Linked DNA regions of Homo sapiens: regions 1 and 3 are each linked to region 2. Evidence: read pairs that join two places in POLR2A ChIA-PET (ENCODE). Cell type or tissue: GM12878. All regions are shown on one strand. Region 1 has its middle 21 kb from the start of UNC79. Region 2 overlaps BTBD7 (BTB domain containing 7). Region 3 overlaps DICER1 (dicer 1, ribonuclease III).

Region 1 (4,000 bases), 85 kb after region 2:
TACTCAATGCATTATGTCCGGTCTTCAACAAAAAATTACAAGGCATAATTAATGGCAAGAAAAAACACAGTCTGAAAAGACAAAGCAAGCATCAGTACCAGACTCGAATAGGGTAGAAACTTTGGAATGATGAGACTGGACATTTAAAATAACTATGATTAATATGCTAAGGGCTCTAATAGAGAAAGTGGACAGCAAAGAAGAACACACGAGTAATATAAGTAGAGAGATGGAAGCTCTAAAAGAATCTAAAGGAAATGCTAGAAGTAGAAAACACTAAGAAAGATGAAGAATACCTTTGACTGGCTTATCTCTAAAATTGTACTGATGAAAGAGTGAAGCCTAAAGTAAACTATGGACTTTAGTTAATAATACCATAATAAGAACAGGTGCAGTGGCTCATGCCTGTGATTCCAGTACTTTGGGAGGCCACGGTGGGAAGCTCACCTGAGCACAGGAGTTCAAGACTAACCTAGGCAACATAAAAAGACCCTGTCTCTGCAAAAAATAAAAAACCAGCTGGGCATGGTGGTGCACGCCTGTGGTCCCAGCTATTCAGGAGGCTGAGGCGGGAAGATTGCTTGAGCCCAGAAGGCCAAGGCCACACTGAGCTATGTTTGCACCGCTGCATTCTAGCCTAGGCAACAGAGTGAGATCTTGTCTTAAAAAAAACCCACAAAGTGTAAAAATAAAAATACCATATCAATACTGGTTCATCAATTATAACAAATGTACCACATTAAAGCAAGATGTTAGTAATGGGAAAAACTTGGTGTATGTGATGTGGGAGGGGAAGACAGGGTATATGGGAACTCTGTACTATCTGCCTAATAAAACCTTTATTTTAAAATGCAATAAAACTTTATCACTAAAAACTCTTAGCTAAATATGATAGAAGGAAACTTCCTCAACCACATCTATAAAAATGTCCTACAATAAGCATAACAAATTTAGTGATGAATTTTAAACACTTTGTCAATAAAATTAGGAATAAAGAAAGGATTCACTATACTGCTTTTATTCAGCATTGTTCTGGAGATCTTATCCAATGTAGTAAGATTGAATAATAATTATAATAATTGTAAGTGCAAGTCAAAACTCTCATTATTTGTAGATGCTAAGTTTGTTTATGTAGAACATTTTGGAGAATCTACAAAGTATTAGAACTGATAAGAGAGATTAGCAAGGTTGTTAGATATAAGATCAACCTAAAATCAATATTCTTTCTGTATCTCAATAATAATTAATTTGAAATATAATATGAAATAATATTCCATTCAAAATAGCAATAAAATTATAAGGTACTTATAAATAAATTTGACAAAAGGTGTTCAAGACTCTTATGAAGAAAACTACAGCATATTATTGAAAAGCTAGGTATAGCCAGGTGCAGTGGCTCATACCTATAATTCCAGTGCTTTGGGAAGCCAAGGCAGGAGAATCACTTGAGGCCAGGAATTTGAGACCAGCCTGGACAACATAGTGAGACCTCCGTCTCTACAAAAAATAAAAATAAATTAGCCAGGTCTGATGGCATGCTCCTGTAGTCCCAGTTACTTTTGAGGTAGAAGGATTGCATGAGGCTAGGAGTTTGAGGCTGCACTGAAGTATGATAGCACCACTGCACTACAGCCTGGGTGACAGAGCAAGACCCTGTCTGTAAAATAAATAAATAAATGGAAACATATATAAAAAATAAAATATCTAGATACATGGAAAGAGACATCATTCCTATGAATAAAAACAGTCAAGATATAAATTATCTCAAAATTACTTCATACATTCAATGCAATTCCAGTCAAAATTTCAAAAGGTTTTAAAATATAATTTGATAAATTGATTCTAAAATTTACATGAGTAGAAGGGGTGGAGTAAGATGGCTGAATAGAGGCTTCACCAATCAGTCCCCCAATAAAGACACCAATTTAACAACTATTTGTCCACAAAAAGCACCTGCATAGGAACCAAAAATTAGGTGATCACTCACAATATATGGTTTTAACTTCATATCACTGAAAGGGGCATTGAAGAGGCTAGAAAAGAGTTTTGAATCACTGACACCACCCTTCCTCCCTCACCTAGCAGTGGCTATGTGGCAGGGAGAGAGAATCTGGACACTTGGGAGTGGGTGAGTGCAGCAACTGTGAAACATTACATGAAACTTAGTTCTGCCCTGTCATAGCAAAAAGCAATACCAGGCTGAACTCAGCTGACGTCTGCCCACAGAGGGAGTATTTAAACCAGCCCTAGCCAGAGGGGAATCACCTATCCCAGCGGTCTGAACTTTAGTTCTGGCAAGTCTTGCCACCTAGGGATGGAGTGCTCTGGGACCCTCATTAAACTTGAAAGGCACCTTAGGCTACAAGGAACTCCTGGGTGAGTCCTAGTGCTGAACTGGTATCAGAGCCAGTGGACTTGGGGGACATGCCACTTACTGAGACACCAGCTGGGGCAGCTAGGGGAGTGCTTGTGCCACCCCTCCCACAACCCCAGCCTGCACAGCTCATGGCTTCAAAAGAGGTCCCTTCCTTCCACGTGAGGAGAGAGGAGAGAGAAGAGTAAAGAGGACTTTGTCTTGCATATTGGATACCAGCTCAGCCACAGTAGAATAGGACAATGGTCAAAGTAATGAGGCCCCCTTTCTAGGCTCCTGGATTATATTTCTAGCACACCTTGGGCCAGAAGGGAACCTGCTTCCTTGAAGGGAAAGACCCAGTCCTGGCAGTACCCATTGTCTGCTAACTAAAGAGCCTTTGATCCTTGAATAACCAACAGTGATGCCCAGGAAATACACTGTGGGCCGTAGGTGAAACTGAGATTTTCTGACTTCAGGTGAGACTCAGCACATTCTTAGCTGTGGTGGCTATGGGGAGAGACTCCTTCTGCTTGAGGAAAGTGGAGGAAAAAGAAAAGCAGACTTTGGCTTGCTCCATATGTACCAGCTCAGCCACAGGGGAATAGAGCACCAAGCAGGCTCTTGGGGTCCCCAGTTCAAGGTCTTGACTCCTGGATGGCATTTTTGGGTCTACCCTGAGTCAGAGGGGAGCGCATTGCCCCGAAGGGTGAGTCCCAGGCTAGGCAGCATTCACCACAAGCTGACTAAAGAGCTCTTGGGCCTTAAGGGAGTATTGGTGGTAGCTTCGCAGTACTCCCCATCCTGGCCACAGGATGAGGCCCCTCTGCCTCTAGAAAGGTGAGAGAAGAGTGGAAAGGACTGTGTCTTCTGATTTGAGTGCCATCTTAGCTGCAGTACAATAGAACACCAGCTAGATTTCTAAGGTTTTTGACCGTAGTCTCTGGCTCCTGGATGTCACCTCTGGACCCACCCAGGACCTGGGGGAACTTGCTGCCCTGAAGGGAAGGACAGAAGCCTAGCTGGCTTCCCTGCCTGCTGATTGTAGAGCCCCAGGGCCTTGAGGGAACAAAGGTGATAGCCAGGTAGTGGTTATAGTTAGCCTTGGGTTGAGGCCCAGTGCTGTGCTGACCCAGTGCAGTCCTGGTAGTGGTGACCACAGTGGGGGCTTGTGTCACTCCACCTCCAGCCCCAGGCAGCTGAGAACAGAGAAAGAGAGACTCCATTTTTTTGACAGAGAGTAAGGGAAGAAAACAAGAGTCTCAGCTTTGTGATCCACAGAATTCTTCCAGATCTCTTCCAAGACAATCAAGGTGGTACCTGTATGAGTCTGTGAGAACCACAGCATTACTGGGCCTGGGGTGCCCTTTAATGCAGATACAGCTTAGATCACAACACTCAAGTCCTCTTGAATATCTGGAAAGCCTTCCCAAGAAGGATGGATACAAACAAGACCAGACCAGGAAACTGAGAAATATCTAACTCTTCAATGCCCAGACGCAGACAAACATCTGTAAGTACCAAGACCATCCAGAAAAACATGACCTTATCAAATGAGCTAAATAAGGCACCAGGGACCAGTCCTGGAGAAGCAAAGATATGTTGCCTTTCAGACAGATAATTCAAAATAGCTGTTTTGAGGAAACT
Region 2 (4,000 bases):
ATGTGGCTCATGCCTATAATTCCAGTGCTTTGGGAAGCCAAGATGGGATGAATTGCTTGAGGCCAGGAGTTCAAGACCAGCCTGGGCAACAACACAGCAGGACCCCATCTCTACAAAAAAAAATGTTTACAAATTAGCTGAGCATGATGGCGTGTGCCTGCTGCCCTAGCTACTCAGGTGGCTGAGGCAGGACAATCTCTTGAGCCTATGAGTTTGAGGCTGCGGTGAGCTATGATAGGGCCACTGCACTCCAGCCTGGGCACAGAATGAGTATCCTGTCTCTTAAAAAAAACAAACACTGCAAAGCTGGGTGTGGCAATCTCAATTACTCAGAAGGCTTGAGGATCGCTTGAGCCCAGGAGTTTGGAACCAGCCTGGGGAACATAGCAAGAACGCGAATAGAAAAAAAAAATTTTTTTAACCCTACAAATTACTATGTTAATGTTTAATTTATTTGACCAAAGCCAATAAATGATGAAATATATACAGTTAGTAAATTGTAACTCTTCTTCCCCATCCTTCCTCCCTTATCAGACATTATTGTTGAAGCATGTGACAGAACTATGACTCTGCAATTGAGGCTATGAGACTTCTGTCATAGCTATCACTAACATTCACTACAAACTCATCCAGTCCTGTCACAAAGCTTTCTGCTTACAAGAAAATTCTCATGTCTGGTCTTAAGCAAGCAAAAAATATTTTAGGCAAGTCTGAAGACAAGAATAGGTCTCATGAAGCATATTATAGAATTTTTCTCTAAAGAATAATTCACAATTGAATCCCAGATGAAACAGAGCTAAATGTAATATTGCTCCTTCCGTAAAGGACTACAGCCAGGAGACTGACATAGTTTTTATCTAAATGAAAATGTCTAGGTAATAATGAGGGGCAAGCAAAAAACAATGTCTGATCTCACTGGTTTTTCCATTTTTACTTTAAAGACAACACCACACGTCATGTTTATTTAAAAAATGGCTTACAATTAGCAGAACAGAAACTCTTTAAAAAACTGCTTTCAAAGCACTCTTTCATGTTACTATTTCATCTTAACTCACTTACTGAATACCTATTACTTGTTGTGTGACACTATTAGACACTGTGCGACATCCCGTACACTTTGGTTCAAACCATACAGTCATGTAGAGGAGTCAGGCATACAAGCAATTATAATACAGGGCAATAAAGAATAGAAGTGTAAAGTTCTAAAAGAACATATGACTATTGTGCAAAGTTCCAAAAGAATGTATGACTGTTGGTAAAGGTATCATAACTTGATCTTGAAAAATAAAGAGGACTGTATCAATCAAGAGATTTTGGGCCAGGTGCAGTGGTTCACACCTGTAATCCCAACACTTTGGGAGACTGAGGTGGGAGGATCACTTGAGACCAGGAGTTCAAGACGCCTGGGCAATACAGGGAGACCCTGCCTCTACAAATAATTTTTTTAAAGTAGCCAGGTGTGGTGGCTACTTCTCAGAAGCCTGAAGCAGGAGGACTGCTGAACCCAAGAGGTCAAGGTTGGAGTGAGCTGTGATTGTATCACTGCACTCCAGCCTGGGTGACAGAGCGAGACCCTGTCTCAAAAAAAAAAAAAAGAGATTTTTGATGGCAAATAACTCCAAAGAACTGTCTGAAACATTAAGAAAATTATCTGTCATGAGAAGTCCTGTGGTGGGGATGGCTCCAGGCCCAATAAAATATGTGGTTAAATGATGTTACCAAGGATCCAGATACCCTCTACCTCTCTGATCTGCCATCTTCAGGAAGTGCTTCATCCCTTGTGATCCCAAGACAGCTGTCGGTAGCAATAGGGGCCTTGTGTTCCCTTGTTCACATACAAGAGAGGAAAGAATCTTCTCCCCCAGAAACAGAATGTCTACTTCCCTTCAAATCTGATCGGTACAAATAAGAGTTTACAGGGAAATGCCATGATTTGACTGGTTTGAACTAATGGAACTCTACTACTGGAGGTGGTGACAAATCAGCTTCTCCAAGTCTGCTGCATGCATGAACAAAAGCAGATTTCTGTTAGGAAAGAAGAGAAAAGTAGACATTAGATGGGCAGCTAACAGAATAGGCAAAGAATAAGAACTCCAAACAATGGGATAAACACACACAAGACAGAGGCACAGGGAACAAGAAACAGCATGGCTGGAGTGACAGGAGACCTAAGGTTGAACACATTCTATAAACTCTTGTGAGTCTGGACTTTATCGACAAGGGAAGTTAACAAAGGTATTTTAAGTAGAGAAGCAGCATGCTCCAATTTTTTTTTTTTTTTTTTTTTTTTTGAGACAGAGTCTAGCTCTATCACCCAGGCTGAAGTGCAGTGGCGCAATCTTGGCTCACTGCAACCTCCGCCTCTTGGGGACAAGCGATTCTCCCGCCTCAGCCTCCCAAGTAGCTGGGATTATAGGCACCTGCCACCACACCAGATTTTTGTATCTTTAGTAGAGATGGGGTTTCGCCATGTTGGCCAGACTGGTCTTGAACTCCTGACCTCAGGTGATCTGCCGACCTCAGGTGATCCGCCCACCTCAGCCTCCCAAAGTGCTGGGATTACAGGTGTGAGCCATCGTGTCTGGCCTGTTTTTTAAGAACATAATTGTCATAGTAATATAGAGAATAGCCAGAGATGGAGAGGTACAGTGGGAGAACAAGTTGCAGAGACTTAGCTGGCAGGCTGTTTAATACGTAGTCCAGACTAATAAGGGAGTGGCAATAGAGAGGGGAACAATGGAGTAAAAAAATACATACAAGGTAGAAAAGCTTCAAGATTTCCATACCTATTTTAACAGATGAGAAAATTAATCTTCAGATAGGTTAAGTGACTTGCTTTAAGATCATAAAACTATAAACATCAGTCAGAATCTAAATGGAGGTTTGATTCCCAGTCTGGTGTTCTATCACAACTATATCTAAAAACCCCAACGATGCTCTAAAAGGGAACTATTTTGAATCCTGTAACTTAAAGAATGTTCTGTGTATTGGATTAAAGTGTTTCCTAGCTATTCCAAGTGTCCCCATCTATTTCAATCTTAACATAATGCTCACATGTCACACAATGACATGGATTTAATGTCAATTTATAATACTAAGTATATTATGTTTCTAAAGTTACTATATTATTTGAAATAGTAAGGGTATCTGAAAGATTCAATTTGTGATGTCAAATTTACAAACTGTCCAAAATTTTAAAATTAAAAAAACAAAAACAAAAAACCACCACAGCGTGGTGGTTCTTAACTTTTGAACTTGTTCTGCAAATAAGTGCTGAATGTTCAAATTTCATTATAAATCTGGAATCAGCAGACACTTGAAAAGTTTCGTTGAAATTATGCCTCAGCTGGGCATGGTGGCTCACACCTATAATCCCAGCACTTTGGGAGGCCAAGGTTGGAGGACTGCTGGAGTCTTGGAGTTCGAGACCAGCCTGGGCAGCACAGTGAAACCCCATCTCCAGAAAAAGTACAAAAGTTAGCCAGGCATAGTGGCACATGCCCATAGTCCCAGGTGCTCAGGAGGCTGAGGTGGAAAGACTGCTTGAGCCCAGGTAGTTGAGGTTCTGGTGAGTCGTGATTGCACCACTGCAGCTTAGGCGACAGAGCAAAAAGCCTCCTTCTGAAACTTTGGATTCTGATAACTAACTTCCACTAGCATTCACCCAAAAAGAAAACTGGGCCAGACATGGTAGCTCACGCCTATAATCCCAGCAATTTGGGAGGCTGAGGCGGGTGGGTCACCTTATGTAAGGAGTTTGAGACCAGCCTGGCCAATGGGGCGAAACCCTGTCTCTACTAAAAATACAAAAATCAGCCAGGTGTGGTGGCGCGTACCTACAGTCCCAGCTACTTGGGAGGCTGAGGCAGGAGAGAATCACTTGAACCTGGGAGGCAGCAGTTGCAGTGAGCCAGGATCACGCCATTGCGCTCCAGCCTGGGCGACAGAGCAAAACTCTGTCTAAAAAAAAAAAAAAGTCAAAAGAAAAACTGTTACCTCA
Region 3 (4,000 bases), 1.8 Mb after region 2:
ATCACATATAATCCTATCACTCAAAGACAGCCTTTATTAACATTTTGATACACTGTATAATTCCTAGACTCTTTTTCTATGCATAAATACATAGAAACATATATACATTTATATTTTTCAATACAAATAAAATCACACAACACTGGTGTATATTAGGGTATGTGTGTATCTGTGTTTGTGAGATAGCCTGATTTTTATCCCGTTACTGTAAAGAGAATATCTGTCCGAGTCAATATGAGCCAATATCATCATTTGTAATGGCTACCTCATTATGTGAGTGAACCATAATTAAATGGACATTGCTGCTAGGCTTTCAATATTAACACAATCCTTCAGATTATGGTCTTGCAGTTCCTGAGGTTCAATGAAAAAGAACTGCATCTGTAGTTAAAAGGTACAAAAATGCTGGTAAAAGAGACAGTTATATTTAATAGAGAATCAGAAAATAAAGAATGTATCTATTAATTAAACAGGATGCCAGGCAGTACTATGCTTTTCTTTTTTTGTAGAGACAAGGTCTCACTATGTTGACCAGGCTGGTCTCGGATTCCTGGCCTCAAGTGATCCTCCTGCCTCAGCCTCCTAAAATGCTGGGATCACAGGTGTGAACCACCACACCCAGCCAATACTATGCTTTTAGAAACACTTATCATTAACGACTTTATCACATGAAACTAGTCTCACGTGAAAATTTGGTATGAGGAAAACATGCATTTTGGGAAAATGGGTAACATTCATGATTTTTTAAAAACATGATTCTGAATCTTGAAAATGCTAAGCTGGGTGCAAAATTTTATAAAGTAAAAACTTGGTAAAACTGCATAAGCAAAACCAAAGAAACACATATTTAGGCTAACATACAGGCACAGCAGTCCCCGCTTATCTGCAGCCTCCATGGTTTCAGTAACCTGAGGTCAGTCACGGTCCAATAACAGGTGTGTACAGTACAGTATTTTGAGAGAGACCACATTCACATAACTTTTATTACAGTATATGGTTACAATTGTTCTATTTTGTTATTACTGTGCCTAATTTATATCTTAAACTATCATAAATATGTACAAACGTATTTTAAAAAGCATAATATATGCTGTAAGTCCTCACTTAATGTCTTCGGCAGGTTCTTAGAAACTGGCTAAGGGAAACAACCAATTGGTAGAAAGAAACCAATTTTCCCACAGGCTAATTGACATAAATCAGTTAAATTCCTCCAGCACATTTCTGATCACAAAAACATCACCAAATTTCTAAATTAAAAAAAAACACTTTTAATATTAAGCATTAAAATAAATGTGAGCTATAGATACACTTAAGAAAGATGAATAAAAACAAGGAAGATGATTATTCACCCACTTATTCCAGTTCAGGGCCAAGGGTGCCAGAGTCTATCCTGGCAGCTCAGGGCCCCATGCAGGAACCCATCCCGGACAGGACACCACTCTGTGGCAGGGCACACGCACATGCATCCCCATGCTCACTCACAGTGGGGCAGTGCAGACACGCCAGTTCACCTGATGTGCACAGTTTTGGGATGTAGTAGGAAACCGGAGTAAGCAGACATGAGGAGAATGTGCCAACCCCACATAGAGACAGTGGCCCTGGCTGGGAACGATTTTTTTTTTCCTTGTCAACGTTCTAATGAAACAACGTTGAGCTGCTGGAGGATCGGTACTATCTGCAGTTTCCACTGTGGGTCTTGGAACATACCCTCCAAGGGTAAGCGGGACTACTACACACAGCAAAATTCTGCTTTTGCTTGGGGTTCTTATGAGGTAAAAATATTAACAAATATTTTAAAAATAAATACTTCAGCCAAGTTTGTCTATTACTAGAAGTTAGATTTAGAGATGCTTTCATGTGTGAACTCTGCTAGGATGCCCACAGATTGAGCTGGAAACACTCCATGGAAATAACTTATTTCGATTCCCAATGGCCCACACTGGGAATCTGACATAACTCCTGACAGATATTTGTGCTTCTACCTTCCAGTGTACCTGTCATCTTGAGAGGGCATCTTTTCACTTGCTTATTTTATCACACAAATCCTCTTCTGTCTTAGCCCCAAATCATAAGTAAAACAAGAATCACACCACTAAACTGAATGAAACAAAGAATGTCTATTTAAATGAAATAATCTCATTCTGGATAGAATATGACAGATGGGTCCAAGAATCCTTTTGAGAAGAAAAACAAAAGCAACCTCTGAAGTGGAAGAGCACACATTCTACATTAGGAAGGAAAGAGGCTGATCTGAGAGAAGCTGTGAATCGGAGAAAGGAGCTGAGATCCAGAGTGGGCCAAACTGTAAGGGTGTGGGAAGCCAGCCAAGCAGAGGAACTGAGATTTGATGTAGCGGAAAACAAAGTCAGAAATGCTAGGTTTTTACTCTGTTCTAACCAATACTAACTGCTTTTGGGTAGCACTGCCTTCGTTTCGTGGAACCTGGTCTTCCTGGAACACTGGTCTCTTCTTCATCATGCAAATCAAGCTCCTCTTCATATTTAACAGTCTCTTTCCCAACTGGCATCAAATGGTCATCCAGTTCGCCTAACAAATTTAAAGAGAGAATTAACACAATCCAGATTTTGCCTGATTAATTAGTAAAGAATTTAGAACAGAACTATGTTAGAAGGACCTGGAAAAGTAATGGAAACTAAAGCACCTTTGCCTTTTACAATTTAAAAGTAATCAGATTCACACTTCAGGCAAAGTCTATTTTGGCATCCATATATTCCAATATGAGCTGGACTGCAAATTCTGTTCTAAGGTTCAGAAACAAAAACATCTAAACATGACATCACCACATATCAATGCTAAATAAAATGGCCATAGAAAATGGGTCCACTTATACAGGAGCAGGATTGAGAAAAAAAAAAAAAAGAAACTGAGTTCATTTTTTAAAAAAGGATTAATTTCTATACTAGTATAGACTAATTTGAGAGACTGACATATTAAAACACAAGTGTTCATGGTGCATGATTCAACAATTACGAAAAGACCTTTATGTACTTAAAAGGAGTCATTAAAGAGAGCAAATAAATGACAGTTGTTTGCAGTCAAGCTATGGAAAACAAAGAGCTCCCACAACAATGTAGGATCTTCAAGTTACTAACACTTATGTTTATATTCACCAAAGCACATTAAGATCAGCAAGTGAATAGCTCTACAAAATCCTTACAGATCTATAAAGTCCTCTATATGCTTTTTTTTTACAATGGTTGCAATTTATTTTCATTCGTATATGCTTTTCAAACATCCTTACCAATTTTGTGCAGTTTCTCACAGCAAATGAGAGCTACAACTCTTTCAGCCAATCGTACACAGCTCATTGGTGGACCCTGAAAATAACAAAAACCTTTCCATTATATATGCACATCGCTGTATTACCTCTAGCACATGAAACACCTATGAAACCACTGCCCCAACATTTTTAAAGTTCAATTTACCAAAACAAAATTCTTTATTTTGAAAAATTCCAGCAAGTTTTTAAAAATTCTAATCTCCATATTTGAAATATTCATCTTTAAAAGTCCTGCCTAGTAAAAACTAAGTCATAATTAAGATTTTACAATTTTGATGAATTTAAATTTCAGTAAGATTTTAAAGTATCTTATTTTTACTAATCAATAAATATGTAACAAAAAGAAAGATTTATCAAAACATAGCTATAACATTAACAGTATTGAGCAGCTTTTTATGTGCAATAGAAATTAGTCACCTTGGAACACTTGGAAATCAGTACTGAGACCAAGAACAGTATTTACAAAAAGCAGATTTTTGAGTCACCAACAAAATAACTAGGACAACGCAACGATCTATAATAAGTTTTATATTACTCTAAGTGTCTAAGCCACAGTTGAATGATTCTGTCAAAAATGTGCATGTTAGTAACACCTTAGAAGAAACTTCAGAGATCACCTAGTCCAGTTCTAAGTATCTGTAAATTAGACAGTCTATTACAAATATGAACATGTAGATGACTACAAAAGCAATCTATAAA

What was found. ChIA-PET counts read pairs that join two places held together with the same protein. Peaks named below come from ENCODE experiments on the same cell type or tissue, not always from the same donor. Only the 100,000 strongest peaks of a DNase experiment are listed, where the experiment ranks them.
Region 1: POLR2A ChIA-PET joins it to region 2 with 5 read pairs; 2 of 35 experiments call an interaction of 5 or more read pairs at or near these places.
Region 3: POLR2A ChIA-PET joins it to region 2 with 6 read pairs; 2 of 35 experiments call an interaction of 5 or more read pairs at or near these places.

What each region holds. Positions count from the first base shown.
Region 1 is chr14:93,408,028-93,412,027 of GRCh38, forward strand. It overlaps a transcript of UNC79 not described here. Among named protein-coding and RNA genes, the nearest start is that of UNC79, 21 kb to the right of the region's middle. In GM12878, no CTCF peak of the experiment used is centred here; a DNase peak (open chromatin) is centred at 2,159.
Region 2 is chr14:93,322,841-93,326,840 of GRCh38, forward strand. All of the region lies in intron 1 of BTBD7 (BTB domain containing 7), which reads right to left. Among named protein-coding and RNA genes, the nearest start is that of BTBD7, 8.2 kb to the right of the region's middle. In GM12878, no CTCF peak of the experiment used is centred here; no DNase peak of the experiment used is centred here; H3K27ac peaks cover 769 bases.
Region 3 is chr14:95,108,910-95,112,909 of GRCh38, forward strand. It overlaps DICER1 (dicer 1, ribonuclease III), which reads right to left. Exons shown (of 27, transcript NM_177438.3): 13 at 3,263-3,338; 14 at 2,408-2,547. Among named protein-coding and RNA genes, the nearest start is that of MIR3173, 27 kb to the right of the region's middle. In GM12878, no CTCF peak of the experiment used is centred here; no DNase peak of the experiment used is centred here.